Regions from separate parts of the Homo sapiens genome. Here region 2 is linked to region 1. The links are chromatin loops, found by intact Hi-C in ENCODE. Cell type or tissue: dorsolateral prefrontal cortex. All regions are shown on one strand. Each heading gives the region's core, and the rest is flanking DNA. Links, peaks and the distances in the headings are about the cores only.

The links. Peaks named below come from ENCODE experiments on the same cell type or tissue, not always from the same donor. Only the 100,000 strongest peaks of a DNase experiment are listed, where the experiment ranks them.
Region 2: a loop joins it to region 1, with 4 times the contacts of the local background. A loop is called at or near these places in 4 of 110 quality-filtered maps.

What each region holds. Positions count from the first base shown.
Region 1 is chr17:9,470,653-9,482,943 of GRCh38, reverse strand. All of the region lies in intron 6 of STX8 (syntaxin 8), which reads left to right. Among named protein-coding and RNA genes, the nearest start is that of STX8, 99 kb to the left of the region's middle. RefSeq lists an enhancer at 8,453-8,954. In dorsolateral prefrontal cortex, for the core only: a CTCF peak has its summit at 7,588; a DNase peak (open chromatin) is centred at 7,463; H3K4me3 peaks cover 323 bases.
Region 2 is chr17:9,265,197-9,277,840 of GRCh38, reverse strand. All of the region lies in intron 7 of STX8 (syntaxin 8), which reads left to right. Among named protein-coding and RNA genes, the nearest start is that of NTN1, 250 kb to the right of the region's middle. RefSeq lists an enhancer at 4,340-4,841. In dorsolateral prefrontal cortex, for the core only: no CTCF peak of the experiment used is centred there; a DNase peak (open chromatin) is centred at 5,650; H3K4me3 peaks cover 1,197 bases; H3K27ac peaks cover 763 bases.

The DNA of each region.
Region 1 (12,291 bases), core at 6,361-8,860:
GATTTCTTTTTTGTTTTGTTTTGTTTTTTGAGACGCAGTTTCGCTCTTGTTACCCAGGCTGTAGTGCAGTGGCGCGATCTCGGCTCACCATAACCTCCGCCTCCCGGGTTCAACCCATTCTTCTGCCTCAGCCTCCCAAGTAACTGCAATTACAGGTGCATGCCACCACACCCAGCTAATTTTTGTATTTTTAGTAGAGACGGGGTTTCTCCATGTTGGTCAGGCTGGTCTCGAACTCCGGGTCTCAGGTGATCTGCCTGCTGTGGCCTCCCAAAGTGCTGGGATTACAGGCGTGAGAGATTTCTTAAAAGCAGACTTTACAGAAAGAAGTTTTCGTTGCTGGTGCACAAGTCACTATCAGAAGCCTCTCAAATGCCTCTCAAACTGTTTATTTAGCACTTTGATAATGGAATTAATCATGTACTGGTGAAATGTGAGGAAAGTTTGGTGAAGGAATTTCTTCATGTATTATCTGATATCAGAATTCCCCAAAGTATGCTAGGCAAATTTATTTTAGATAATATACAGAGAAAGATCTTGTATTTTAATAGTTGTATATTTCATTGTGTGATAGAAATAAAAATGGCTAGCATCTGAAAACTGATTTCTCGGCAATATAAAATTTCTTTATTCATTTAACTTGTATAAGCCAGAAAAATAGTACAGATGAAATATGAACGAGGCAAAAAAAAAATTCTGTAGGTGGTATTTGAAATGCTGAAGTTTGAGAAACATTGCTGTAAGACGATTAAAAAAAAATAGGGACAGGGTCTTGCTGTGTTGCTCAGGCTGGAATGCAGTGTCTATTCACAGGCTCGATCATGGTACACTGTGGCCTGGAGCTCCTGGGATGAAGCCATCCTCCTGCCTGAGCCTCCCAACTAGCTGGGACTATGGGCATGTCCCACCACGCCTGGCTTAGAAGATTCTTTTTGTTAAAGTCTAGGTTGCCATAGAACAGCGGTCCCCAACCTTTTTGGCACCAGGGACCAGTTTTGTGGAAGACAGTTTTTCCATGGACCAGGATGGGGGGTAGTTTCAGGACGAAACTGTTAAACCTCAGATCACCAGGCATCAGATTGTCGTAAGGAGTGTGCAACCTAGATCCCTCGCATGCACAGTTCACGATGGGGTTTATCCTCCTATGAGAATCTAATGCCACTGCTGATCTGATGGGAGGTGGAGCTCAGGCAGTAATGCTCACTTGCCTGCTGCTCACGTCCTGCTGTGTGGCTCGGTTCCTAACAGGCCATGGACTGGTGTTGGTCTGCGGCTTGGGGTGGGGGACCCCTGCTATAGCATACTTCATTTTTGGTTCCATCCTAGTATGATGCCATGTGGTTTAATATGTGACCTATTCCCACTTGACCCTCCTGGTGATAAGAGCACATGTTAGACCAGGGGAGGGGTTGGAAGATCTATTGAAACAATGCCCTCCAGCCTGTGAGCTCAGAGCTGTGTAACGTAATGGCTATGGCAGGAGTGATGTTGTCTGATGCTACACCCCTAGAATTTAAGTACGTTTGCCTTTTGAAGGAAGCAAGACAGTTAGAAACCGCTGTCCTTTAAAGGAAATATGGAATGATTTGAAGTGGAAGGAGTTCCTGTTACTCTTTGGCAGGTGGAACGTGAGCAGGAAGACACGCTCATCCACAGCCCAGAGCTGTAACCCGGAAGAGCTATGCTGAGGACTTTGGGTGCACTTCCTGGTGGCATGAGGCACTTTATGGGTCAAGCAGTCTTTTAGAAATTGGCATAGGAGGCCGGGCACGGTGGTTCACGCCTATAATCCCAGCACTTTGGGAGGCCAAGGCAGATGGATCACGAGGTCAGGAGATAGAGACCATCCTGGCTTACATGGTGAAACCTGTCTCTACTAAAAATACAAAAAATTAGCCAGGTGTGGTGGCGGGTGCCTGTAGTTCCAGCTACTCGGGAGGCTGAGGCAGGAGAATGGCATGAACCCAGGAGGCGGAGCTTGCAGTGAGCTGAGATCATGCCACTACCCTCCAGCCTGGGCGACAGAGCAAGGCTCCACCTCAAAAAAAAGAAAGAAAGAAAGAAAGAAATTGGCATAGGAACCTAACACCTGCCCCCTCCAAATGTGGAGTATAGACACACATTGATGTCAGATGAGGAAAGGGTTTTCTCTACGTGGCTGTGTTAGTCTGAATTCAGGTTTTCTTTATTGAGATTTCATTCAGCGGACTTTGGCTGGCTGCTAGGATTCATGGAGTGGCTTCTCAAGTCTGCATTTCATTCATAAATAAACTTGCAAGTTGCTTCGTCTCAGAGAATTTTGGACCAGAATGAGTTTATGAGGTCATCCTTCTCCCCTACCCCATGCCATCTTTCCATCTTTTGGAAGGACTTCCATTTAGTGATCTGTGACCTAGAGAGTCACCTGTACTTTCTAAGATCTTCCCGGAAGTTGATGTGCAAAATCAGCAGCAGTGGCAGCAACTCACCTTTCTGCTGTCCACATTTGTACACATCTGTTTGAACATTTTACTGACTAGCTCCGTAGCTATCCTTTAATCTAGATTAAATAAACTTTTTCTTTTCCTAATAAGAAAAAGTGTTATTAAACATAGTAAGGTATTTTTCCTAAATCCAAAATAATATATTTCCTTCCTCAGTACATTCTCCAAATTGTTTATTCGTTAAACAAATGTTGAACTCCTATTATGTGCTAAGCACTGTGCCAGAATCCACATATACATGTCATGTCTGTTGTCACGGCTCCTTCCCCTCCTGGAGTATTTGTTCTCATCAGGGAGGCAGCTGCTGGACAGATACTGCACAGATACACAGTTAGAGACGGTGATAACACAGGGACCTATTCGAATGTGAAACAGAAGAACTGGCATGGTTTGAGGGTTAGAAAAGCCTTTCCTGGGAAAATGATATTTGAACAGATTGAAAAGGATAAACAGCAGTTACCTGTATGAAAAGCAAAGGGAAGACCCTTGCAAACAGAGGGAAGGGCATAGGCAAAGGGCCTTTACGCAAAGGAGCGTAACATGGTTGAGAACCTTGAGAGAAGGCCAGTCAGTCAGTGTACCCAGGGTCTAGAGAGCATGGGCAGGAGGGGGCCAGGAGAGCTGGCAGGAGGGGGCCAGGAGAGCTGGCAGGAGGCGGGGGTTAGGGCTTGTGGTGTCGGTGTGACCATCACCCTATGCTATAAAGTAGAGTCAGTGGTTTCAATGTAAAATTACTTAATTTGCTACTTATGGATTCTGTAATTTTGTCTATATAATTTACTGAAAATCAGGGAGACATAAAATTCTCCCATGCATATAATTTATATATATTATATATAATTTATAAAATACATCTATACTTAAATTTAAAATACATGAATATATACTTAATATATATTTATATATATAATACATGTATATTATGCATACTTTATCTATAACATGTATTCCCAGGCTGGAGTGCAGTGGCACGATCTCAGCTCACTGCAACCTCTGCTTCCTGGGTTCAAGCGATTCTCCTACCTCAGACTCCCAAGTAGCTGGGATCACAGGCATGTGCCACCATGCCCAGCTAATTTTTGTATTTTTAGTAGAGATGGGTTTTCGCCATGTTGGCCAGGCTGATCTCAAACTCCTGACCTCAGGTGATCCACCCACCTCAGCCTCCCAAAGGGCTGGGATTGCAGGAGTGAGCCACCGCGCCTGGCCTATATATGGTATACTATATATTAAGTATATATATTTTTTCATTGTCCCACAGCCAATAGCATATCTAAACTGAGAGAGTTTAGCCACTTTTGGGGAGAAGAAATAGCCATATTGGCAAGGGGGTGTTTATCCATTCAACAGGTGTTTACCAAGTACCAGCTGCATGTGTGACTGGTCCCCTAGATAGTGAAAAACAGCAATAACAACTAAAAGTCCCTTCCTTTATCATTCCTACACTCTAGTGTCGGGAGGGAGACATTCAACAAATACATCTCAAAATAAGGTATTTTATCAGATTTTAATAAGTACTGTCAAGGAAAAGGACAGGAGGCTGTGGAAGGGATGGTGAGGAGGCAGCTGCTGCAGCTTCAGGAATGGGCCGAAGGGAGCTGATGAGGAGGTGGCCAGTGAAGAGTCGCAGGGAAAACGGGGATATCTCCTGTGAGATCTCAGAGGCTACAGAGAACTTTGCAAGCTGGAGAAATCAAAAGGCTTTATATTTCTGCATAAATGTATAATGTGGCTGGAAAACAGCAAGTGACAAGAATCATGTACCCAGATGAAGTTGTGGAGGGGTCATGAGACAGGACGCAGAGGGCTTCACAGTGTGAAAACCTCACAGGCCCTGAAAACTATAAGGTATTTATATTTTTCTAGGAAGGACTTTGTTTTTTTAGTCACAATCAATAGTCTCAGTCAGGAAACATTTATGCTAATAGTAATTTGGGACAGGACTAGGGCTCCATGCTAATGTATACCGTTTCTCCTTTGCATGTATACAAAAGACCGTAAGTCGGCCTTCAAATAGCATTTCAGGGCTGGGCGCAGTGGCTGGAGCCTGTAATCCCAGCACTTTGGGAGGCCAAGGAGGGCAGATCACCTGAGGTCAGGAGTTCGAGACCAGCCTGGCCAACATGGCGAAACCCCGTCTCTACTAAAAATACAAAAATTAGCTGGGTGTGATGGTGCACGCCTGTAATCCCAGCTACTCAGGAGGCTGAGGTAGGAGAATCACTTGAACCCGGGAAGCAGAGGTTGTAGTGAGGCGAGATTGCACCACTGCACTCCAGCCTGGGCGACAGAGCTAGACTCCGTCTCAACAAAATAAAAAAAACTGTTCTCATATTCTTAGCTGAGCTTGAAAGCAACAAAGGGAGTTCTCCAGGTGCCAGAAATGAAGAAACTTACCTACACCAGTGAGTGAGTGAAGCCTCATGGCCCTCAGAGATAACCAAACCACATATGTAGCTTAGGGACCTGCATTTCCACACCCGTGTGGATATGGGAGTTGAGGTTATAGGGCCTACGCATTGCAGGCAGCTGAAAGTGGGCTTTCCAAATAAAGCTAGAAGCTGGGAAATGACAGCTTTATGGGAAAATTTCCCCCTTCCCCACCCAAGAATGGGATACTCAGGCCACCCACCTTGGGCCACAGCCACCCCCACATATTTAACATGCATACCTAAGTTTACATTTTTCTAACAAAGTCTAAAGCAAATAAATATCTTGGAATAAATCAAGTTTAGAATTCTTAAACTTCCCTTTAAACTCTTCATCTTCTGTTTTGTTTTCAACCGAAGCCCCCTTTTATTTCTGTAGTCAGTATTTTATTTACATTTACCAACATGTTTTACTGACTGCTGTTACAATTGCTGTATCCATTTTATTACTCAGCTCTTCTCACTGATTTTTAAAATTTTGAGAATGATAGTTTTAAACACCAAGAGGTTTTAATGTTCATGATTGCTTTTTTTTTCCACACAAGTGTGTATATAAGGTTGTAAACTTTTTAATCCTTTGAATGGCACTAGTTAGAACTTTAAAAAATGGTGAGTGTTTTTGCTCCTTTTGTTATTTCTGTTTCTTCTCTAGGTAAGTTTTGGTTTATTCATCTTAGTCTTTCTCTTTTATGCTGCTATGGGCTGAATTATATGTCACCCCCCAAATTCAAATGTTGAAGTACTAACCCCCTACTACTTCAGATTGTGACTTTATTTAGAGATAGGGTCTTCAGAGATAATTAGGTTTAAATGGGGCCACTGTGGTGGGCCCTAATCCAATATGCCTGGTATCCTTTTAAGCAGAGGAACCTGAAGCTGGGCACGGTGCCTTGTGCCTGTAATCCTAGCACTTTGAGAAGTCGAGGTAGGTGGATTACTTAGGCCCAGGAGTTTGAGACCAGCCTGGGAAATACAGGGAGACCCCATCTCTACAAGAAATAATAATAATAATAAAAAAATTAGCCTAATGTGGTGGTGTACACCTGTAGTACCAGCTACTCAGGAGGCTGAGGTCGGAAGATCACTTGAGCCCGGGAGGTCAAGACTGCAGTAAGCCATGATTGCACCACTGTGCTCCAGCCTGGGCAACAGAGTGAGACCCTGTCTCACAAAAAAAAGAAAAAGAGGCACGTGGGACACAGACACATGCAGAGGGCAGGCCACGTGAGGACACGGAGAAGACAAGCCAAGGAAAGAGGCCTCAGAAGAAATGACCTCTGGCTGGGTGCGGTGGCTCACACCTGTAATCCCAGCACTTTGGGAGGCCGAGGCAGGCGGGTCACCTGAGGTCAGGAGTTCAAGACCAGCCTAGCCAGCATGGTGAAACCCCATCTCTACTAAAAATATAAAAATTAGCTGGGTGTGGTGGCATGTGCCTCTAATCCCAGCTACTTGGGAGGCTGAGCCAGGAGAATAGCTTGAACCCGGGAGGTGGAGGTTGCAGTGAGCCGAGATTGTGCCACTGCAATCCAGCCTGAGTGACAGAACGAGACTCTATCTCAAAAAAAAAAGAAAAAAAAAAGAAAAGAAGAAACAACTTCCGCTCACATCTATACCTTGGACTTCTAGCCTCAAGAATTGTGAGAAAGTTAATGTTATTTAAGCTCCCTAGTCTGTAGTACTTTGTTATGGCAACCTTTACAAACTAATACACATGCTATGGGCTTTTCCTCACGTCTGCTAATTCTTCATTGATTCTTCATATTTATGAATGAAGGACCATATTGATTTGTATAGGTAGCTGCAATAGGCTTTCTTTGTATTTGGGTAGGTTTCGTTTTGTTTTGTTTTCTGAGACGGAGTCTCGCTCTGTCGCCCATGCTGGAGTGCAGTGGCACGATCTCGCCTCACTGCAACCTCCGCCCCCCGGCTTCAAACGATTCTTCTGTCTCAGCCTCCTGAGTAGTTGGGATTACAAGCATGTGCCACCATACCCAGCTGATTTTTGTATTTTTAGTAGAGATGGGGTTTCACCATGTTGGTCAGGCTGGTCTCGAACTCCTGACCTCGTGATCCGCCGACCTTGACCTCCCGAAGTGCTGGGATGACAGGCGTGAGCCACCACGGGCGGCCCTTTAGGCAAGTTTATTTACCCGAAAGGCTTCTTTCTTGAGTGGGAAGACAGGCTGTGATGTGTACTCTGTGTAAATGGGCAAGATATGCCAGTCGGCAGGTTTCTTTCTAGGATATATGGTTAGGTAAAAGAGGGCACAAGCCGATTCAGGACCATTTGCTATAACAAAACTAATAACATAAGGAGAACTCCAATCTTGGGGTGACATCTTTTATATGTTTTATTTCTTTTTACCCCTGTGTCTATCCTAGAGGCTCTTCTTTGACTCATTCTCTAGCCTGGACACCAACACCATGCGCACTCCCAGGCAAACTTTCCTCTCCAGAGAAGGCTGTTCCGGGGGTTCCAGCTGGGGGCAAGTACTGCAGACTGCAGTCTACACAGGGCAGGGCTGTGGGCAGACTGGCTCAGCTGTTCTGTAGACAGCTCTCCACTCAGATGCCCTGATTCCTGCCTTATAACCACTTCTTTGTAGGCCATTCTGTGGCTGCCAATAGCCATTGACTCTAAGCTTGGAGCCTCTCCAGGGTTCTGTCAAAAAGAAAGAGCTTCTTATCTGCAGCCTGATGTATTTCCAGCTGTATTTCACCCATTCCCCACCCCCAGTTTTGGTTTATTGGTCAATACAGTCCCAACTCTATTCTTGAAGAGAATCTCCAAAATGATGTCTTCATTGATAACGCTTCTTCGTGTCTTCAGTGCCACCATGGATTTATTCTTTCAAAAATAGCTTGACTGCCATTTCATTGTGCTCTTTGGAATGAAGGAGGCAACCATGTGTGCTTTCTCTACTGTTTGGAGCTCAAAGTCTCTCTCTTTTGCATTTTTTTACCAGGTCATAGTATCTATAGAAATCATTTTGCTGAAACAGCTGGTGTTCTGGAGGCTTCAGTAAAACAAGTTTTTTTTGTTTGTTTTTGTTTTTTGCTACAGAGTCTTGCTCTGTCGCCCAGGCTGGAGTGCAGTGGCATGATATCAGCTCACTGCAACCTCTGCCTCCTGGATTCAAGCGATTCTCCTGCCTCAGCCTCCCGAGTAGCTGGGATTACTGGCATGCACCACCACGCCCAGCTAATTTTTTGTATTTTTAGTAGAGACAGGGTTTCACCCTGTTAGCCAGGATGGTCTCGATCTCCTGACCTCATGATCTGCCCGCTTCAGCCTCCCAAAGTGCTGGGATTACAGGCGTGAGCCACTGTGCCTGGCTGGGAACCCTTCGCTTTATAGCCAGTTGGACTAAAGTACTTGGGGATACCCCAGGACTAATGGCTGGTATCTGAAGTTAGAACAGTCTTGTGGGATCAAGCCCTTAAACCTGTGGAGTCTGATGCTAACTCTGGGTAATGTCAGAATTGAATTGTTGGCTACCCAGTTAGTGGCACCTGTAGTCCCAGCTACTTGGGAGGCTGAGGCAGGAGAATCACTTGAACCCGGGAGGCGGAGGTTGCAGTGAGCCAAGATTGCGCCATTGCACTCCAGTCTGGGTGACAGAGTGAGACTCCATCTCAAAAAGAAAGAAAAAAACTGAGGGGTTCCCATGACCCCCCTTCAGGATTTGATAACTTACTAGAATGACTCACTGAACTCAGGAAAGCACTATACTTACTATTACAGTTTTATTAAAAGGATCCAACTCGGGGACAGTCAAATGGAAAAGGCACAGTATATAGGGCAAGGTATAGAGGTTGGGGTGGTGGTACAGAGCTCCCATGCCCTCTCCATGTATCACCCTCTCCATGTATCACCCTCTCCTTGTCCCCCAACTCCTGCCCCAGCACACTGATGTGTTCACCAATCCAGCAGCTCCCTGAACCTTGTTCAAGGGTTTTTATGGAGACTTCTTTACATAGGCACGATCGATGACATCATCAGCCACTTGACTGACCTTGATCTCCAGCCTCCCTCCCCTCCCTGGGGGTTGGGAGTTGGCCTGAAAGTTCCAGCCCTCTAGCCATTGGTATGGCTAGCCCTTTCTTTGAAATTGTCTAAGAGCCTACCGTGAGTTATTATCTGATGTGTTCATAGATGAATTTCCCCAAAGAAATTAGCAGGAGTCCAAAAAGACTCATCATGAATAACAAAAGACACGTCTAGCACTCAGGAAATTCCAAAGGTTTTTGAAGCTCTGTGCCAGGAACCTGGGGTAAAGACCAAACATATGTATACTTGGCCCTCTGTATCTGTGGGTTCCGCATCCATGAATCCAACCAACTGAGAATCAAATTTTTTTTTTAAAAATGGATGGTTGAATCTGCACTGAACATGTGCAGACTTTTTTCTTGTCACGATTCTCTAAACCATATAGCGTAACATCTATTACATAGCATTTCCATTGTATTAGGGATTATGAGTAATCTAGAGATGACTTAAAGTTATACGGGAGGATGTGTGTAGGTTATATGTAAATGCTACACCATTTTATATATGGGACTTGAGCATCCATGGATTTTGTATATGGAAGGGGTGGTCCTGGAACCAATCCCGCAAGATACCAAGGGATGACTATATTTTTATTATATTACAGCAAGGAAACCAGAGTCTTTGAATCTGCTAACTGTGCAGAAAAGATCCTGAGACATGGCTGGGCACGGTGGCTCATGCCTGTAATCCCAGCACTTTGGGAGGCCAAGACGGGCAGATCACTGGAGGTCAGGAGTTCGAGACCAGCCTGGCCAACATGGTGAAACCCCGTCTCTACTAAAAAAATACAAAAATTAGCCAGGTGTGGTGGTGGGCACCTGTAGTCCCAGCTACTCAGGATGCTGAGGCAGAGGTTGCAGTGAGCTGAGATTGTGCCACCGCACTCCAGCCTGGGTGACAAGAGCAAAACTCCATCTCAAAAAAAAAAAAAGAAAAAAAGATCCTGAGACACATGCATGGTGTTTGTCCTATGACTTTGCTGCTAGCTTTAGCTCTGGTGATGGGTTTGGCCAGCTTTGAGTCACAAGGACCTTTTGCTGCTTCTGCCCTAGTTCCTCCCTGACTTTTTTCTTCTAGGCCCATATACTGGTCTTGACCCTGGCCACGCAGCCAGGCTGAGAAGCCATCTAACTAGAAAGGGATGAGGGTTTTCCAAGGAAAAGCTGTGGAAACACTTGTCAAGGAAAAGGCCATCTCTCCTCAGGCCCTGGGACAGCTGGCCTGGGTGACTCACCCGGCTTCCTTTCCCCTGAACTTCATTCACCGCTGTTCCTATTTGACCTCCAAGAGGGAGGCTACCACAGGCCCATCCAGCTGTAGCAGCTGAATTGGAGAAGGGACTTCAAAAAAGCAAGCCAAAAAGAGAGGCCAAAGAGAACCTCAAAGGAACAGCCAAAGTAATCACAGATGCAAAGAGCAGGTTGCTCTGGAAGCTCTACCTCTTGCCACTTTGGCCCTAGTCATACTGTTTCTCCTCCTCAGTGCCTCTGCAGGAAGGGGAATCTTGGTCTCTCCTTGGAGGCTACGGTGGGGGTCCCCAAGACAACCTCCAGGTTTAGTGGTTTGCTAGGAGGACTCAAAGGATTCAGCTTATACTCACCTACCCACTAAAATGTACTTAAAACCCCCAAGTGAATACTAGCAGTACTCTCGCATTTACTCATGGACGTGGATAAAGTGGCAAAAGGTTTGACTCACCCCACAAGCACATTCCCAGCCGAGGTTGAACAAGGTGATGCCCTGCCTTTTGTTTCGGCCTCAGAGAGGGATGACCAGTGGACACTCTGGCTCTGGGGCCAGACAGACAGGCTTAAATCCCACCTCTGGCTCCTCTTAGTGGAGCAGCCTCAGGCAAGTTATGTAACACTTCAGAACTTTGTTTTTTCTTTTGAAAAAAAAAAAAAAAAGGAATCTACCAGGATGAGTTGTTTTTAGGATTTAATATTATGATCTGTGTGGGGTATGTACAGATAGAGGTACATGTCTCCCTCAGGAACATCAGTTGAGTATTTGCTAATTCAGTGTTCATGGTGACTTTATGGAACATAATTACTGTGAATAGCGGGAATGGACTGTAGTTATCCTCATGATTATGATTTATCATAGCAAAAGGATACAAAGCAAAATCAGCAAAGGGAAAAGGCTCCTGGTTGAAGTGCTGGGGAAACCAGGTGCAAGATTCCAAGCATCCTCTCCCAGTGGAATCCCACAGGGTGCACAGAATTACCCCAACGATGAGTTGTGACAGCACGTGCGACATATTACCAACCAGGAAGGCTCATTAGAGACTCAGTGCCCGGGGTTTTTTGAGGGTCTTGGTCACATAGGCACCCTGTCTGGCATGTACCCACATCCCAGACTCCCAGAAGGAAACCAGGTGTTAATGAAACAGAGCATTGATACAGCTTAGGCACAGATTGCCACTCTTACCAGTTAATGGCGGGTCCTTCCCAAAATCCAAGCTCCAGGATGCCAGCCAGGGAAGGGCCAACCTTGGCAGCAGTGCCTTGTTAAGAAAAGCAGTTAGGGCCGGGCGCGGTGGCTCATGCCTGTAATCCCAGCACTTTGGGAGGCCGAGGTAGGTGGATCATGAGGTCAGGAGTTCGAGACCAGCCTGGCCAAGATAGTGAAACCCTGTCTCTAATAAAAAATATAAAAATTAGCTGGGTGTGATGGCGGGCGCCTGTAATCCCAGCTACTCGGGAAGCTGAGGCAGGAGAATTGCTTGAACCCGGGAGGCGGAGGTTGCAGTGAGCCAAGATCATGCCACTGCATTCCAGCCTAGGCGACAGAGTGAGACTGTCTCAAAAAAAAAAAAAAAAAAAAGCAGGGTGCGGTGGCTCACGCCCCGGGAGGCGGAGGTTGCAGTGAGCCAAGATCACGCCACTGCATTCCAGCCTAGGTGACAGAGTAAGACTCTGTCAAAAAAAAAAAAAAAAAAAAAAAGCAGGATGCAGTGGCTCACGCCTGTAATCCCAGCACTTTGGGAGGCCGAGGCAGGTGGATCACGAGGTCAGGAGATTGAGACCATCCTGGCTAACACAGTGAAACCCCATCTCTACTAAAAAAAAAAAATACAAAAAATTAGCCAGGCATGGTGGCGGGCACCTGTAGTCCCAGCTACTCAGGAGGCTGAGGCAGGAGAATGGTGTGAACCTGGGAGGCGGAGCTTGCAGTGAGCCGAGATTGTGCCACTGCACTCCAGCCTGGGAGACAGAGTGAGACTCTGTCTCAAAAAAAGAAAAAAGAAAAAAGCAGTTAGGCCTGCTGTGTTAGCTTTTTCTGCATAGAGGCCTACACCAAATATGACTTATTTATCATGTTA
Region 2 (12,644 bases), core at 4,101-6,600, 200 kb after region 1:
AGTTCTAACCACAGTGGGTTTCTTTCCATTCCATGAATCCCTAGCTGCTCTGTGCTTCCCACTCTGCCTGGCTTTGGCTGGCATGGTCTTCACCCAGCTTTATTTACTTTTAGATCTCAACAGATCACCTCATCAGAAAGCCATATCTGACCACCCCATTAAAGTAACTGTTGTCATAACATCTTGTTTATTTCCTTCTTAATGCTTCTCTATGATTTGTAATCATTTTATTGTGTGGTTGTTTGAATGTCTGACTCCCCCATTAGCCTGTCAATTCCTCAGGCACAGGTATCATGTCTATCTTGACCCTTGTTGTATTCCCAGAACCTAACATGGTACCTGGTACAGAGTTGGGTAGAAGCAGATGGAGGCTGACTGGCTTCTGTGTATTCAGCCTAGATGCCTTCATGAGCCATTGAGACCCTGCCTTCACTCATTGAGACCCTGCCCTCACTCATTGAGACCCTGCCCTCACTAACCTTCACCCACTATCATTTCCAGCTATCCCTTCTCTTATACCTCCATCCACACCCCGTGCTCCAGAGAACTTCAGGTCCTCTCATTTGAGAAATAGCGGTAGGGACATTCTCCAGAGTGACAAGGAAGTTAACCAGAAAAGGATGTGTTCCTTACTCATTTTTAAGTCATGAAGATGTTCATCCGCATTAAACCTACTGACGCTGTAAACTCTAGATTTGAAATAGCCATGGATGTTAAAAGGTGATTCTGGCTAGGCACAGTGGTATGCACCTGTAGTCCCAGCTACTCCAGAGGCTGAGGCAGGAGGATCGTTTGAGCCCAAGAGTTCAAGGTTGTCGTGTGTTAATGATCACACTTGTGAATAGCCACTGCACTCCAGCCTGGGCAACATAGCAAGATCTCGTCTCTTTAAAAAAAGAAAAGGTGGCTGAGTGCAGTGGCTCACACCTGTAATCCCAGCACTTTGGGAGGCCGAGGCGGGCGGATCACGAGATCAGGAGTTCGAGACCAGCCTGCCCAACATAGTGAAACCCCGTCTCTACTAAAAACACAAAAAAATTAGCCGAGCGTGGTGGTGGGCACCTGTAATCCCAGCTACTCAGGAGGCTGAGGCAGGAGAATGGCTTGAATCCAGGAGGTAGAGGTTGCAGTGAGCTGAGATCGTGCCACTGCACTCCAGCCTGGGTAACAGAGCGAGACTCCATCTCAAAAACAACAACCAAAAAAAAAAAACAAACAAATAAACAAACAAAAACAAGAAAAGCTGACAAAAAACTAATTTTGTTGATGTCTTAGATATCTCAACAGTGGCCTAAAAGTTCTAATTTCGGAAGTGATGGAGATCCTTTCAGTCATCTTGCTGATGACCCAAAATTTTACAATTAGAAATGTATTCCTTGAGTCAAAATCTGTCCCTCGTTTAAAGCACATACATCTGTAGCCTGGGATATATATTAATTAAACTTTTGTTCTTTGGGACATCTTTTGGTTGGGGAAAAAATGAAACAGAATCACTCACATTTCCACAAAAAAAGATGGGGTTACTTTAAAGAAACATGTTCCCTTCGTTAGGAACCAAGGCAGACTTGGTAAGCCTGCATCACTCCTTATTTCCTAGTCCAACTTCAGAGAAAATAATCCTTATCCAGCTCAGTTGCATGTACTGGACCAAAATCACTCAGGGGCTGCTGGCCAGCCTGTGGATCGGCTGAACTTGCCCTGCATGCCCAGGGCCCTATGGCTTGATGGGTGGGATCAGGGGGTAGATAGAAACCGCAGCCACCTTGACTCACACCTCAGCCAGAGCTCTGATCTAAAAAGATCCCATTTGAAGGGGCTGTAGGCACACCATGAAGCATGACTGGAAAAGCCTTAATAATAAGATAAGTGAGTGTTTATTGAGCATTTACTGTGTCATTGACATTATTGCAGCACATTATATATACGCTACTGTTATCCCCCGCCCTTTTTTTTTTTCTTTTTTTTCTTTTTTTGAGGCAGAGTCTCACTCTGTTGACCAGGCTGGAGTGCAGTGGCACGATCTTGGCTCACTACATCCTCTGCTTCCCGGGTTCAAATGATTCTCCTGCCTCAGCCTCCCGAGTAGCTGGGATTACAGGCATGAGCCACCATGCCCGGCTAATTTTTGTATTTTTACTAGAGACGGGGTTTCTCCATGTTGGTCAGGCTGATCTCAAACTCTTGACCTCATGATCCACCCACCTTGGCCTCTCAAAGTGCTGGGATCACAGGCATGAGCCACTGCGCCCAACCTGTTATCCCCATCTTATAGGTGAGGTCCAGATGGGTTAAATGGCTGGCTCATGATCACACAGATGGGAAGTTCAGTAGCTAGACAGTCTGCTCTCCAGCAGACTTACACCTCTAAGTAAAGAGAAGTTGCTGGTGTATGTAAATAGGTAAGGGTGGGAATAGTGGAACTCCATTGACCAGGGAGAAGGCACTAAAGGAGAGACAGAGAGCAGCGATGTCTCCCTGCGTCAGTGAAGCCAGCCCTTTACTTAGAGGCGATGGGGGAAAATAGGAAGGCAGAAGAGCTCCACCTAGGAGGTAATAGACAAAGGAAAGAAGTTCCCATGGACGCTTGGAGTGAAAGTGGAAATATACCAAGGAAGGGACCCCAGAGGTCTGGGTGAACCACTCAGCCCTGGGAGGCCGGAGCTCAAGAGGATGGTTGCGTCATCAGAAGCAAAAGAAGTGGAAGTTGTAAAGAGACCCTTAACTTGAACAGTCAAGTAATGATGATTTTGTTGGTTTCTGTGACTTAGAGACATCATAAAGAAATTGTTGGGCCAGGCGCGGTGGCTCATGCCTGTAATCCCTGCACTTTGGGAGGCCAAGGCGGGCGGATTACTTGAGGTCAGGAGTCTGAGACCAGCTTGGCCAACATGGTGAAACCCCATCTCTACTAAAAATACAAAAATTAGCCAGGCATGGTGGTGCATGCCTGTAGTCCCAGCTACTTGGGAGGCTGAAGCAGGAGAATTGCTTGAACCTGGGAGGTGGAGGTTGCAGTGAGCTGAGATCACGCCACTGCACTCCAGCCTGGTGACAGAGCGAGACTCCGTCTCAAAAAAAAAAAAAAAAAAGAAAAAAGAAATTGTTGTATTTTTGAAGACTTTGTTTATTATTATTATTATTATTATTATTATTATTATTATTTTTGAGACAGAGTCTCACACTGTTGCCCAGGCTGGAGTGCAGTGGTGCAATCTCGGCTCACTGCAAGCTCTGCCTCCGGGGTTCACACCATTCTCCTGCCTTAGCCTCCCAAGTAGCTGGGACTACAGGTGCCCACCAACACGCCCGGTTAATTTTTTGTATTTTTAGTAGAGACAGGGTCTCACCGTGTTAGCCAGGATGGTCTCGATCTCCTGACCTTGTGATCCGCCCGCCTCAGCCTCCCAAAGTGCTGGGATTACAGCCTCCCAAAGTGCTGGGAGCCACCGCGCCCGGCCTGAAGACTTTGTTTAAACAAATGTCTATATCACTCGTGAATTTGGGTTTTTTGAAGACTTTTTTTTACTGCAGGAAGTTATGAACAAAGCCAAGCTGATGATCAAATCCTTTCCAGAACAGTGGTTGAGATCTAACCTCCACCCAAGCCAGCAAGCAGGTAACAGATCTGGGCAGGAAGGCATTATCTGTACCTTAAGAAGACCAAGTGAGGTTAACATGCAGAGGGGAGGGATGGCAAAGCCAGAGTAGGTGGCACATTTGACACTTTTCATAAGAAAATGACTTTCTTGTCTGACTTTTTGGTAGAAAATTCTCATGAGTAAGTACCGGTTATGGTCATTTCCCCAGAGCTAACATGAGACTGTAATGACTAAAATGTGGATTGTGATTCAGTTATTCTAATCTTATATTCAGTACCATTCAACAAGACTGGAAAAGAAGCACCCCTTTATATCCAGGAAACTGTCAGAAGGGACCACTGAGAGCAGACGGCAGAGCATGTTAGACTAGACAGCAACAGAGCCGCTGCATTGAGGCCTGCCACGCAAACACACGCCCACTCCCAAACAGCTTGGATTTCCAACGTGAGACGGGAATGCGTGGGAAATCGCCAAGGCAGAAAGGCCTCAAGCCAATTCTGCAATTAGCCAATAGCCTGTACTGGCCTCCACATTCGTTTAGATAAATTTTGAAATCATCAGCAAACTGTGGAGCTAGATTCTTTCTTTGCGAAGACAAAGTCAGACAGTGTTAACCTGCGTAGCGCCATGAGGAAAGGATGTGGGACGAGCTCTACTTCCCACCCCCGGCAGGAGCTGAATCATTCTGCAGGGACACCCCTGGCTGTGTGTGGCCTGGCGTGGTCCTCGCTGGCAGTGGGGAGAGGGGTCCCTGCTGGGGGTGGAGACTGGGTCCAGGACCTAGCAGCCCTACCTCGAGGCCCTGCTTCCAGGCTCACCCCCATCTTAGTTAAACCTGCAGAGGGGATGTTAATTAGCAAAGACTGGCGCTCAGGGAGTTGGGGGAGCTCTTAGCCCTCTCCCTTCCAAGAAAGATGACCTTTTGGACCCAAAAAGGAGAATTGGGCTCCAGTTGCTCTCGTTCGAGGCACTCGGAGTGCTTCCCACGTATCTCATTTATCCTCATGACACCCCAGAGAGGTAAGTTTGTTTGAGGTTTATACAAAGTTATGATTATGCCTATAGATTCCAGTTCCTGCCTCTATGTCATTCTAAACCTCGGGTCTCATCCCCATCTCACTTTTCCTAACATAACTAAACCCTTCGGGGAATGAAACGTCTCAGGCTTTCGCCTCGCCAAAGGGCGGTTTTCCCCCTTCCTTCTTTGTTGTTGTTAAGTTTGATTTATTGCTTCGCATTCTAGCCAGGCTCGATGGATGTTCGGAATATTATAAATAATGTGGATTGAAAAGATTGTGCTGAAATGTTTATTGCGTTCTTAGAAAGAGAACAAGGAATGGCGCGGAGAGTGTGGCAGTGGGGAAAGAGGGGCGTGAGGAAGGTGGGAAGACCCATCCTGCTCCTAGGATATTTTAGTGTGTCAATAAAAGACAGTGCTCAGAAGGGAAAGAACTTATATTGCAATCATGCTATCAAGAATGCAGAAGTGTTCCAGCGGGCGTAAAGAATATACTTCAAGAATGTAAGGACCATAAGGAACTAATCATTAGACATTCTCTGTCTCATTTCCTCACCCACGGTGTTCGAAGAAAGCCAGCAATGGAGAGGTTGTCTGTGCTTTAAAACTAGCTCGCTGGCGCGCTAGCTTCGGGGTACGCTCTGGGATGGCAGACAGCTGTGGCTAGCTGTGTGTGAGTGAGAAGGCACCCCCTTGTGACTTATTTTGCACCTTACAATCTGGAATCTTTGTTCTTCAGGTGCTCTAGAAATATAAATGTTATCCAAGGTTGGGACCCCTGATGCGGTGGAAATAAATGCCACACTGGCTCATGGGCATCCAGAGATCACATTTCAAGCTGAAATCCTACCAGCCACTCCCTGCCGGGTAGTTATCTGGTCCTTGTTCCTTCTCAGGGCATTTCCTCGGGCTTCTGTGAGGAAGAAGGCAGCGTCCTTAGTGGCCAAGGCCATCTGTGTCAGCCTGATGTGACACAGCAAAGCCCGGCAATCTGGCAGAGATCATTCTTTGAATCCCTCTCTATTCTAAGCAAGAGCGGTCATTTGGCCACCCCAGCTGCTGCTGTTGGTCCCACACACCCCCTCAGAACAGAACCGTCTTTGTCAAGAGGAAATGAGGCTGAGGGATATTGGCGTGGGTGTGGATTAGGACAGCAAGAGGGCTTTGTGTCAAACACATCCCAGCCTGCTCCACTTCTCGGGGTGCATCATCAGCAGGGACAGTCACTGGGTACCTGCTTTGCCCCCAGGACAGTGACTTTCCTTCCAGCTAGGGAGCCCTGGCCCATTATCCGTACTTATAGTCGCCAGAGAAAGCCACGGTTTCTTCTATCATGGTAACAGATGATATTTTATTGTATGGTGTGAAGAATTTCTTCAGCACCAGAGGAGTCACATGGAGGCTTGTTAAAACAGGTTTCTAGGTAGGACCCTTGAAGTTGAATTTCTTTCTTTCTTTTTTTTTTTTTTTTTTTTGAGATGGAGTCTTGCTCTATAGCCAGGCTGGAGTGCAGTGGCACAATCTTGGCTCACTGCAACCTCTGCCTCCCCAGTTCAAGTGATTCTCCTGCCTCAGCCTCCCGAGTAGCTGGGACTACAGGTGCGTGCTACCACGCCCATCTAATTTTTGTATTTTTAGTACAGATGGGGTTTCACCCTGTTGGCCAGGATGGTCTCGATCTCTTGACTTCGTGATCCACCCACTTCGGCCTCCCAAAGTGCTGGGATTACAGGCGTGAGCCACCACGCCCGGCCGCATTTCTTTCTTTTTTGAGACAGGGTCTCACTCTGTCACCCAGGCTAGAGTGCAAAGGCGCATCTCGGCTCACTGCAACGTCCGCTTCCTGGGTTCAAGCGATTCTCATCCTTCAGCCACCTGAGTAATTGGGATTACAGGCACATGCCATCACGCCCAGCTAATTTTTGTATTTTTAGTAGAGACGAAGTTTCACCATGTTGGCCAGGCTGGTCTCAAACTCATGACCTCAAGTGATCCGCCCGCTTCGGCCTCCCAAAGTTTTGGGATTACAGGCATGAGCCACTACGTCCAGCCTGAAGTTGCATTTCTAACAGTCTCTTCAGTGATCTGTGCTCCTGGTCCCACGTCACACTGTGAGTTGCCATGCTGTAAACACAAACATTTCTGTCGTTAGGTGATTTTTGGTAATGTCTTGAGAATGTCTCCCAATAGAGGGTGACAAAAAGTTACAAGGAATGAATGAAACATGAACTGAGGCGATTTGATTCAATACAAAATGGGCCCAGTTGTCTGAAATTGTGAGTCTAAAATCATCTGTGATAGGAACCCATGAGCATCTGGTAAAATCCCATCATTTCACTACAATGCAACTCTGTTCATTTAATTGCAAAGTAAATACAGAACATATTCTCCTAGAATTTTAAATTCATATCACTAATGGAGAATATATTGATTTTGAATTTAGCAATACCAACTGGACTTACTTTACTGGAATGCTTTACAGTTCTTTAAAACCACTACTCCTTGATTACCTATTCTATTGATAATTTGTATGCTTTCATTCGTTCATTTCTTCACTCATTCATTCATTTCTTTAACACATATTTACTGAGCACTTACTATGTGCCAAGTACTGTTCTAGCTGCTGGAATATTCCCATGTTAACTACCATCAAGTAAGAAAGTCCTTTGAGACTGGGCACGGTTGCTCACGCCTGTAATCCCAGCACTTTGGGAGGCCGAGGTGGGCAGATCACAAGGTCAGGAGATCAGACCATTCCTGGCTAACATGGTGAGACCCTGTCTCTACTAAAAAATACAAAAAAAAAAAATTAGCCGGGCGTGGTGGCGGGCACCTGTAGTCCCAGCTACTTGGGAGGCTGAGGGAGGAGAATGGCGTGAACCCAGGAGACGGCGGTGCTTGCAGTGAGCTGAGATCGCGCCACTGCACTCCAGCCTTGGCGACAGAGCGAGACTCCATCTCAAAAAGAAAAGAAAAAAGAAAGTCCTTTGAAATTCCTACTGCTGACTGCTCATATTCCAGGTATTAAGATATTTGAGTCTAAGCTATGAGCTGCTATCCAATCAACAAAAACATAAATATATGTTGCATATGTATTATGTGAGCTCTGTGCTAGGCACGAGAGGAGACACAGACATTGGAAACACACGGCCTGTTATTTAACCCCAAAGAATTTATGGGCCATCGGGGAAGGTAAATCATGAATCCAATTAATTGTTAGTTTAACCAAATAACATGTTAATTTCTGTACCGCATGTGTTTAGTATACAGAAGCAGCATAGAAAAGCAATCCTAGGATTACCCTGGGCATGGGGGAGGAGGTGTCCCTGAGGAGCGGGTGTTTTCAAGCTGAGGCCTAAAGCTAGTGCTGGTGTGCTGGGTGCAGAGAAGCTGGCAGAGGGCCCCAAAGCAGTGTGAACGATCCCTGCCAAGGCACAGAGGTGTGAGAGAGTGTGGCATGCTCGGAGTGGGAGGCCAAGGTGGGAAAACTGGATCATTTCGTTAGGAATGTGTCATAATTCAACTTTTTAATGTTGCTTTGAAATGACTTCTGAAATCTCTGACAGACCATGTTTAATATAAGCCAGCCAATATTGCAAAGCCAAATCTGACCTTTTGGGTTGTCTATCTTACTTTTTTCCAGAAGAGTGGATAAGCAGAAGGTGATGACATCATTTTAATATTATCCTCAAACACCTTTTATTATTTGCACTAGCAGCAGACATTGGAAGGGCAGATATTTTGTGTTCTTTGCATGGCATGTGATACACACGTCCCTGGTATAGGCTTGAACATGCTAATATGTAACCTCTGACACTCAGCTGTGGCCATCAATCTGCCTCTTTCCAGGACGGTGTCTTGAGGGTCTGTTTAAGCCCTTACGCTGGAGCGTCTTAAGGGAAAGGGAGAGGAGAAGGACGTGTACCCCAATCACCTTATCCTCAGAAGTGACGCTCCAGATGCAATCATTTCCCAGTCTTTCCACTCTGCCACAGTGACTCCTTGGGCCTCAAATACTTCTTTTTTTTTTTTTTTTTGAGACGGAGTCTTGCTCTATCGCCCAGGCTGGAGTGCAGTGGCGCAATCTCGGCTCACTGCAAGCTCTGCCTCCCGGGTTCACGCCATTCTCCTGCCTCAGCCTCCCGAGTAGCTGGGACTACAGGCGCCCGCCACCATGCCCAGCTAATTTTTTGTATTTTTAGTAGAGACGGGGTTTCACCGTTTTAGCCAGGATGGTCTCGATCTGCTGACTTCATGATCCGCCCGCCTCAGCCTCCCAAAGTGCTGGGATTACAGGCGTGAGCCACTGCACCCGGCCTGGCCTCAAATACTTCTACTGATCCTTCTTGCTGATAGAATCCATGCACAACAGCTTTTACGCCAACCATGTTCTAGAATTGATGGCTTGGGATCTTGTCCACTTGTTTTCAGTAGGCTCAGTAGTGACATTGTTGAATCTGCCCACATTGCCTGCAGGTCTGTGTCTCAGAGCTGAGTCGGGGTTGAAGAGCACCAGTTCTGGCTCTGAGTTTTTACTTAGGAATGCCAGCTGTTTGCTGCCACACTAACAGCCAACTCCGAAAATGGCAGCCTCCCTATGTGAAGGACCACTTTTAGGGATCCTCAGATAATCTGCTGTTCACAGGAGGACGTCTTTAGGGTGGTGAATTGTTTGGGGATAGTACTGAATCGGGGGGACATCACTGCGGCCTCATCCCCCAAGATGAAGGACAGGCTCTTGCACTGCAGAGTGTGAATACTCCTGTTTGCATACCATGTGCTCGGGGTCAGAGCTCTGCAGCCTGACTGCCCCTTTGCTCTTGTGTATTTCCTAGATCAAACTCTAAGCCCCGCTGCCACTTTTGGTAAGAGGCTCCTTTTCCACGATCCAGTGTAGAGCAACTTTGAAGTCTCTCTCTCTCTCTTTTTTTTTTTTTTTGTTCTTACTCCACCAATCTTCATGGTGCCCACAGGGCTCACAACTCTGAGGCTCTCGTGTTGCTCCTAGTGAAAGGTTAGCAGTTGACCAGTGTGCTGAGTTGGTTGCGCCCTAGTTCTGCCATTAAGCATCTCACTGCAGCAATATCCTTAAATTAGGGTTCCAAGGCCTAGAGAGGAGAGCATATGGGAGGGTCTGGGTAGAAGATGCATATCCCTTCCGTGAGAACAAATCTGAATGGCCTTTCATTGAAATGCTCTTAATTTAAGCTTTTTTTTTTTTTTTTTTCTTTTTAGGCAGAGTTTCACTCTTGTTCCCCAGGCTGGAGTGCAATGGCACGATCTCAGCTCACTGCAACCTCCGCCTCCCGGGTTCAAGTGATTCTCCTGCCTCAGCCTCCTGAGCAGCTGAGATTACAGGCACCCACCACCACGCCCAGCTAATTCTTTCGTATTTTTAGTAGAGATGGGATTTCACCATGTTGGCCATGCTGGTCTTGAACTCCTGACCTCAGATGATCCACCTGCCTCTGGCTCCCAAAGTGCTGGGATTACAGGCATGAGCCACTGTGCCTGGTGAATTTAAGCATTTTTATACATATAGGTATACAGGCTGTTGGAGGATTTTTTGAGTGCATAAATCTCAAAGTCTGTTTTCATGATAGAGTCTGTAGAGTGAGCTAGAGAAGGTTTTCAAGAAAAGCCTGGCAGCCATGTTTGGTTGTACTGAGAGTAGTTGCGCCCGATGGCAGGAGGCTGCTGCGTTCAGCTCAGAGGTCTCACTCGTGCTGTGGTGTCACACAACACGGGGGATATGGGCAGCATTGAGCACTGAAGGCCATCACACATGGGGAAGGGTCATAGCGCTTTCTATCCAAAGATTGGAGATCAGGAATGCCACGTTGGTAGCAAGAACAATTTCCAGCAGGTGAGACTAGTAGCTAATCTCAGTTGAGAAGGTACCATAAGCCGGGTAGTATGCTTGGCACTCAGCATTTTCTCTCTTTTTGTCTCCATGATGGCTCTGAGAGTGGAGGGTTATTATTCTCCCACTTTTCGGCATAGAGGATTGGGTCCCTTACTCAAATGACAGTGCCATGGTCTGAACACGTGCAGTCTGCCCTCGCAGCCCATGGTGTTTCAGCTCTTATGCCATACAGCTTCCAAAGAGGGAAACCCTGAACTCACACACGCGTTCACCCTTTCACACACTCTGTCATTTTGCCGCATACGTGGGAAGTGACACACAGTACTGGAAGCTAGTGGGCCAGGGAGCTTCAGACTGCGGAATGTTGACCACTTGAAAGTAGAGATGACCTTTTGAACACAGGAGAGCCCATTTTTTCTGCCCCGACAAAGGGGACAGGCTTCAGAGCCACACTGAATAACTATGACAAATGTTGTGGTTACTTGGGAAAAGACTTGGCTGAAAGCAAAAGGCCCACGTCTGGCCGCTCTCTCATCAGCCCCTTATTTTTCTTTTCTCCCACTGCCCTTAAACAGTCATATTTCTTCTGCCCTCCCCACCGTGGCCCTTGGTTATATATAGTCCATGTCACCTTGGAGGCCAGAGGAATGTGGAGATGAGTTGGGGGCCAAAGTAGCCTCCAGGATGACAGAGTGGCTCTCCACCCAGAGCACCAGAAGCGGCACTAGTGATCCCACCTTACTGGAAATGCATTTACCTGAATTCTTCTACACTCTTGGTGACATCGTGTGTCTACTATTTCATCCTACTTCCACCACCGTGACCTGGCTTCCTCTTGATTTCAGCCACCAGCTGGTGGCCAACACTTTGCAGCTCTCAGCCAGCACGGCGCTGAAGTAAAACGGCCGCTAATACAGGCAAGCGTCATCAGTTTCAGAAGCACACTTCTCATCTGGGCATAGAATAGTCCAGAAGGGCCATCTGAGGAAGAGCTGCTGTCCAGGAGGTGGCTCACTGCTTCTCACTTCAGAAAGGACCCCATGTCCTCACAGACCAAGCAGGCTCCGGTGCGCTGGCTGGGGCACCCCTGTTCTGGAAAGTGCTGGCACCCACTGCCAACTTCTTCCTCTCCAATCTCCTTTTTCTCCACTCCATAATAACACCCCTCTGTGTTTCCAGTTGTCATTACGTCACCCTTCATTCCAACCAACTTTTGTAATGTGTTATTTCTAAGCCTACATCTTATTAACGTTTAAGGATGGCAGTTTCCTGATGGCGTGTAGGAAGGCACCCTAGTCTTACCCGCAATGTTTCCAAATCCCACTCTAGGATGTCTGGTTTATGGACCATATCAGCACTCCCTCCCTGGTATCCCTAGGACTCGAGGGAAAGGGGGTGTGTGCCTTTCAGCCACCCCGTATGATAAGCAATAGGGGAAGAGGAGCTGGATTTTCTTTCTAGCACTTACCGCCTTCTAGTCCACTACATTAGTTACTGATCTGGGTTTTTGTCTGTCTTCACACACTGAAGCCCCCCTCCAGCGCCCCCAACAAACACACACTAGGACGTCAGTTTGGTGAGGGCAGAGCTTTTTGTCTGTTTGGTTCATTGTTGCAGCCCCAGTGCCTAGAACAGTGCCTGGCAGGTGCTCAGGCAACATGTGTTAAATCAAAAGCCACAACAGAGATGCAGGACACAGAGGATATCAGTGTTATTTCTGCTTTCCCAACCACGTCAGGAGTGAGGACCTTCTGTTTCATTTGTTGAGTAAACGTGTATTGAGCTGCTCAATGTGTAACGTATATAATGTATACAAAGTGGATAGCAAGTGCCTAGCGCCAGTAATGGTGCCGGGCATGGCTCTTGTTAGAAGCACTGTGGTGGCAGGGGCAATGTGCATTTGCCCGGGACCTGCCTGAGCCAGGCCCCCAGTGGGCCCATACACAGTGTGCCCAGGAAAGGAGGGATCCCCAGTGGGAAGGCTCTAAGCGACTAGCGTGCCCCATCCAGAGTGTTCTTGTTAGCTTTGTTTCAAGAGGGTGAGCTCTCCTGCCCCAATCTGGGCCCCAGAAACCTCTTGCCCTGGAACTGGAGCCCATCTCATATTCACTTTGACTCTTTAGGACATCTATAGTATTAATCAAAGATTGCTTGTAAAATA